Regions from separate parts of the Homo sapiens genome. Here region 1 is linked to region 2. Evidence: chromatin loops called from intact Hi-C (ENCODE). Cell type or tissue: spleen. All regions are shown on one strand. Links, peaks and the distances in the headings refer to the core of each region. The heading gives the core; the rest is flanking DNA.

The links. Peaks named below come from ENCODE experiments on the same cell type or tissue, not always from the same donor. Only the 100,000 strongest peaks of a DNase experiment are listed, where the experiment ranks them.
Region 1: it touches region 2 in a loop (6-fold over the local background); 11 of 110 quality-filtered maps call a loop at or near these places.

What each region holds. Positions count from the first base shown.
Region 1 is chr11:82,926,178-82,929,104 of GRCh38, forward strand. It overlaps DDIAS (DNA damage induced apoptosis suppressor), which reads left to right. Exons shown (of 6, transcript NM_145018.4): 4 at 2,600-2,761. Among named protein-coding and RNA genes, the nearest start is that of DDIAS, 26 kb to the left of the region's middle. In spleen, for the core only: CTCF peaks have their summits at 1,336 (motif pointing left) and 1,541; no DNase peak of the experiment used is centred there; H3K27ac peaks cover 425 bases.
Region 2 is chr11:82,716,645-82,719,571 of GRCh38, forward strand. No RefSeq gene overlaps it. Among named protein-coding and RNA genes, the nearest start is that of FAM181B, 16 kb to the right of the region's middle. In spleen, for the core only: a CTCF peak has its summit at 1,749 (motif pointing right); no DNase peak of the experiment used is centred there.

The DNA.
Region 1 (2,927 bases), core at 190-2,689, 210 kb after region 2:
CGCCTGAGCTCAAGCAATCCTCCCATCTCAGCTTCCTAAGTAGCTGGGACTACAGGCGCATGCCACCACGTTCGTTAATTTTTGTATTTTTTGTAGAGACACAGTTTTGCCATGTTTCCCAGGCTGGACTCGAACTCCTGAGCTTGAGTGGTCTGCCCGCCACAGCCTCCCAAAGTGCTGGGATTACAGGTGTGAGCCATCACGCCTGGCCCAAGTAAATATTTTTGAATAAAAAAAATAGATACTATTCACATAAACAAAACTCTTTGATATTCTCAATAATTTTTTAAGAGTATTAAAGGAGTGTGAAACCAAAAAGTTTGAAAACTGCTATTCTGTAACAAATGACATTTTAGAAATATGGGTGCCTCTAGAAGTTAAATCGGGACGGTGATGTGAATATGTTGTCTATATCCTTGTTTCTCAAAGTATGGCCTAAGGTACATCTGCATCAGTATTACCTGGGAGCTTATTAAAAATGCAGGATCTTGGGCCTCATCCCAGACTTCCTGAATCAGAATCTTCATTTTAACAAGATCTCTGGATGATTTGTATACATATTAATGTTTGAGAAGCTCTAATCTGTATTACACCACACTAACATTTATTTTAATCCAGCATCGTTCCTAAAAGGATTAAAGAAAACTATATAAATAAATATCTTCATTATACATATGTACTTTATAAAAATATATATAGTTTAATATGTAAATGCATGAACACTAATAGACATAGTTTTTTGAGGCTATTATTGATACTGTCATTGCAAGCAGTTCTTTATTTTAACCATTTGGTCCCACTGTTATCATATCATAATATCAGAACTTCATGATACGAGTTCACAGTCTTGGGTTTGGGTCATATATTTACCAACTTTGTCATCTCAGATAAAAATTCAAACTAATTTCCCCATTTGTAAATTTTACCTATAAAAATGAAATAATGTATGTTGAAAACATTTGTAAACTGAATGCTAATGCATATTAGTCTAAGTTTTGCTAGGAATTTTACATTAAACCTGTATGCATTATTGCATAGCCTTTAAAGAAATTCCAATATATATTTTAAACAGTTCATTTCCCTAGAGTTTGGTACTAATGGAGTTTTATCCCCTAGTGAGTCAATTACCTTTAATTCATTCTATGGCTAACCTACAGCACAAACTCTAGCAGATTTGTATAGGATTATATGAATGGGTTGGTATAGATCTATCCTCAGTATGGCAGAAGAATAACAGCACAGATCTAATAAAGGTGAGTCACTTTCAGAGCTACAGATTTTAGACTCCCCCTAGTGGCCATCTGGCAACAATCAAATTTATACAACCATCTTTCACCTTGCTTTCTGTTTGCCTTTTGCCACTCTTTTTTAAGATCTTTAGCAATCTGAAGAAAAAACAAAATTCTAGTATTAGCCATTACCATAAAATGTTTTTAGGTGCTTGTTGTATTTCAAAAAAATTTTTTAAACTATTCTGTCTGTTAAATAAAGTTAACCTAACTGAGGGGTGGACATTAAGAACCTGAAAGATAGAAATCAGAGTTATAATACATTGCAAACTAGAAGAGAAGTTAACAGTACAAGTGACAGTAATTATCACAATACTTGATATAATTATGAGGGAGAAGCAGACTAACACTAATTTCACAGTATTTGCACTAGACCCTTTATTTGTCTATTTTAATCCTTCTTCAGCCCTGGACTTCATAGATGAGGAACTCAAGAATTTAGTAACTGTCAGACAATGAGTACATGGCAATAGAGTTACACTGCCATGTAGATGTGTACTTTTTGACTAGAAAGCCTTTAGCCACCATTACATACTGTCTTAAAAAAACAAGTTAAATTGCATGGTTTTCATATCAAATTTTATAATCTGATAAGTTATCAACATAGTCTAATGAATTAAAGAAAGTAATTTTCATTATGGTGAGAAAAATGCAATTAAGTGCTTTGTGTATAAATAGGTATTAAATATTTTGAGATTATTTTTTGTCCTCTTTTTTTTTTTTTTTTTTTTTTTTTTTTTTTTTTTTTTTGAGACGGAATGTCACTCTGCCCCCCAGGCTGTAGTGCAGTGGTGCGATCTTGGCTGACTGCAAGATCCACCTCCCGGGTTCACATCATTCTGCTGCCTCAGCCTCCCAAGTAGCTGGGATTACAGGTGCCCATCACCACACCCATCTAATTTTTATGTATTTTTAGTAGAGACAGGGTTTTACCGTGTTAGCTAGGATGGTCTCAATCTCCTGACCTGGTGACCCACCCGCCTCGGCCTCCCAAAGTGCTGGGATTACAGGTGTGAACCACCGCGCCCGGCCTTTTCGTCCTCTCTTTCATGCACAGTTCTCCTTTAGTTTTCCATCAATTTGGTATGTATTTCTATCAACTTGGGGCTGTTTAATTTAAATCAGTAACGCTAACTATTCTGACTAGAGAAATTTAAAATAAGTTGATCTGAAAGAGTTTAAGAAGAATTTGAGTTGTGTAGGAGCATTTATACACAAAATGTTATTTTAAATTTTTACTGTTCTGGATTTTTCATCATATGAAAAACATTTAATGAACATCTCCACACTTTTTTCCACCACTTTTCTAGGTCTAATTGTCCAAAATGTGGCTCTACTGGTGAATCTGGAAATGCCAATTACAGATACAAACTTTCCTTAAAAGTTGCAGAATCAAACAAATTGTTTGTTATTACTGTATTTGGAAGTTGCTTAGATACATTTTTTGGTCTTACTGCCACTGGTTTGCACAGGTAAGAATACTTAAAACATCCTTTTTCCTGACTGCCCTTAGAATTTGAAGATACAAGTTTATAAGGCAATATGCATTTTTGTAGAAAGATAATCATTCAACCCCAGATTGTCAATTCCTTTAAAAGACAAGCAAGTAAGAAAGATGTTTATTTCCTGAATACATAT
Region 2 (2,927 bases), core at 324-2,823:
TCCATAATTTCTCCTTTTTCTATTAAGACATTCCAGAATATCTTTTGGAAATTCAATTTAAATGCTGTATTCAAGCTTTATCAACTAAGCTAGTCCCATGAAAAAAGGAGATAAAATATAAAGTATATTTAAAATTGTATATGGTTTTAAAAATTACCAAGTGTGTCCTGACAGGAATGAAATTCAATTTTGACAAAGCATCAATAAGAACTAAATTCTCTGCTTACAATTTTACACATCAGAATGGATTAGAAGAAATTTCTATAGACTAGTTTCTGACTCCATACATTTCAAGCCTTGTTTCTCCCCTCTGCTCACATTTTCCCTGAACCAGGCACCCTGAACAGACTCTATTATAGTACAACCTCTGACCTTGCATCATGTTTTCACAGCTGCACAGTGGGCAGAGTACTATCCCTGGAAACCATTCTTATACCAGAACAGCTAGCAATAACTCTGCATGAAAGAGACAGAAAACCACGACAATGCAACAACTACACTCAGACTAAATGTATCCCCACTCAACTTCCCTGAGCTGGGTCCCCAAAATGTCCATGCTTCCCCAACGCCATCCAACACAGAGTAAAATGTGATGGAGCGGAAGTTGACAAGGAAAGAGGCAGCACACCTAACCAATTGCATGCAGTTGAAAATATCTTACTTTTGCAAATTTCACAAAACATAACCATGAGAACACATTGCCAGGGGACCCCCCCCCCCACCCACTTCCTCACATGCACACCTTGGACCTTGGAAAGGGCCTACGCAAATGAAGATCCCTGAAGCTAGAGCTTCATTGGCTTCACGGTAAATCTGTCTCTGATTTTCATAGTTAACTTGACTAACAACAACTATATTCGTTAAGGTAACCCTAAATGGTATAACAAACAAACAAACACAAAGATGCATAATAGCTCAAAGACACTTAGAGGTTTACTTCTTGCTATGGAAAGTCCAAAAGAGGTGTTCTTCATGGACAGGTAGCTCTCCTCCAAGTGGTGACTTGAAGACCCAGATTCATTGCATCTTGTGATTCCATCTTCAACACATGAATCCCAAAACTGCCATGCTCATCTGCATCACACCACAAAAGGACAAATGACTTGGAGATTTCTATGTAGAGAGTTCTATGGACCAGACTCACAAGTGATGTGTATCACTTCCGCTCACATTCCATCACCTAAGACTCAGTCACAGGCCGGGCATGGTAATCTCAGCACTTTGGGAGGCAGAGGCGGGAGGATCACTTGAGGTCAGGAGTTTGAGACCAGCCTGGCCAACGCGGTGAAACCCTGTCTCTACTAAAAATACAAAAATTAGCCAGGCATGGTTGGGGGTGCCTCTAATCCCAGCTACTCAGGAGGCTGAAGCAGGAGAATCGCTGGAAGCTGGGAGATGGAGGTTGTAGTGAGCCGAGATCATGGCACTGCACGCCAGCCTGGGCGACAAGAGTGAGACTCCATCTCAAAACAAAAAAAAAAGACTCAGTCACATGGACACAACTAACTGCAAGCCAGGAGCTGAGAAAGGAAACCAAGGCTTTGTAGCAGCTCAAGTCTGTAGAGGTTCCCAGTTTTCCTCCAACATCACTCTGAAGTCCAGGGTTACAAGCAGGGACAGTGGACACTTACATCAATCCTTTTCTATGGTTGCCCGGGCAGGCACAAATTTAGGAGAGGAAAAAAATAAAATCCCTTTCCATTATCTCTGTTCCAGTGAAGTTACTGGCAAAAGCCAGCGTCGTTTGTATGTGCAACCACTAGATGGCTCTTTAGGCCTTTGGATTCCCCAAGTTTTTGTTAGATGCTTTTCAGCCAAGCAGTTTGAAAGGATTCTCCAGTCATCTGAGCAGAGTTATAAATGGCCCTATTCTTCCTAGCCTCACCCCAAGAATGGACCTGGGCCTGCCTCCACCTCGGGAGGATTGGCAACCAAGATAAAAGAGAAGTCAGTGCTGTTAAGCAGAGCATGGGGAAGTCCGTTGGAAGCAGAGACACTGAGCCCAGAAGGCTTGGCCAGAGGCGCAGCTCTGCTCAGAAAGCTCAGTGGAATGTGGCCTCACAGTACCTGTTTTATTGTCTGTTAAATAGAAAATACACTGCTACTTTAATTTAATACAGGTGTCCTGCTTTTCCAAGTGCCTTTACAAACACCGTCTACTTTTGTCCCCATAACATCCCAGTCAGGCCAGCATTAGGCATTATGGGTCCCACTTTGCAGATGGTGAAACTAAGGGACTAAAATGTCAAATAACTTGCCCAATGAGGTCACGAGGCAAGTTATCCTTTTCATGGTTTCGTGCTTTGCATTTTGTAAAACACTGCCAATGCTTTGGCTTCCTCATTTCTCACAACAGCATATGAAAGCAAGACAAGCATTGCCATCACTATCTTCATTCTATAGAGGGGGAAAAATGCTAAAATCTAGTGAGGTTGAAGCAATCTGTTCATCTTGGCAGCATTCATGCTATAACTCTCCTTTCCAGATCTCCCTGTTAAAATTAGATTTTCAGGCTTAACACCAATTACTTTTCTGGAACAAAAGGGCCAATTCTCTCCGCTTATGGTCACATACAAAGTATAAATATTTAAATTCTTTTTAAATTTAGAAAAGACTTCTTTTATCTCTTCTATAGTTTCTTTAAACATGAAACCATAATTTTCGCCAATGTCAAGATTAGCTCTGTCTTTTGCATGCTTTCGTTGTGCATTTTGTCAACTACGTGAATAAAGAGAACAGAAACATAAAGGCATTGACGGAGACTGAGGAGCAAGCAGGTAAGAGAATGTGTGGCCAGTCCTTGGCGCCTCTGTGAGAAGCATCTGGACAGAGCAGTGGCTTCCAACTGTGCTCACCCCAGGCCCAGCTGCATCAGTCACATCTGTGAGTCTGGGGAAGAACTGGGCTGTTTTTCAAGTCCTCCTCTT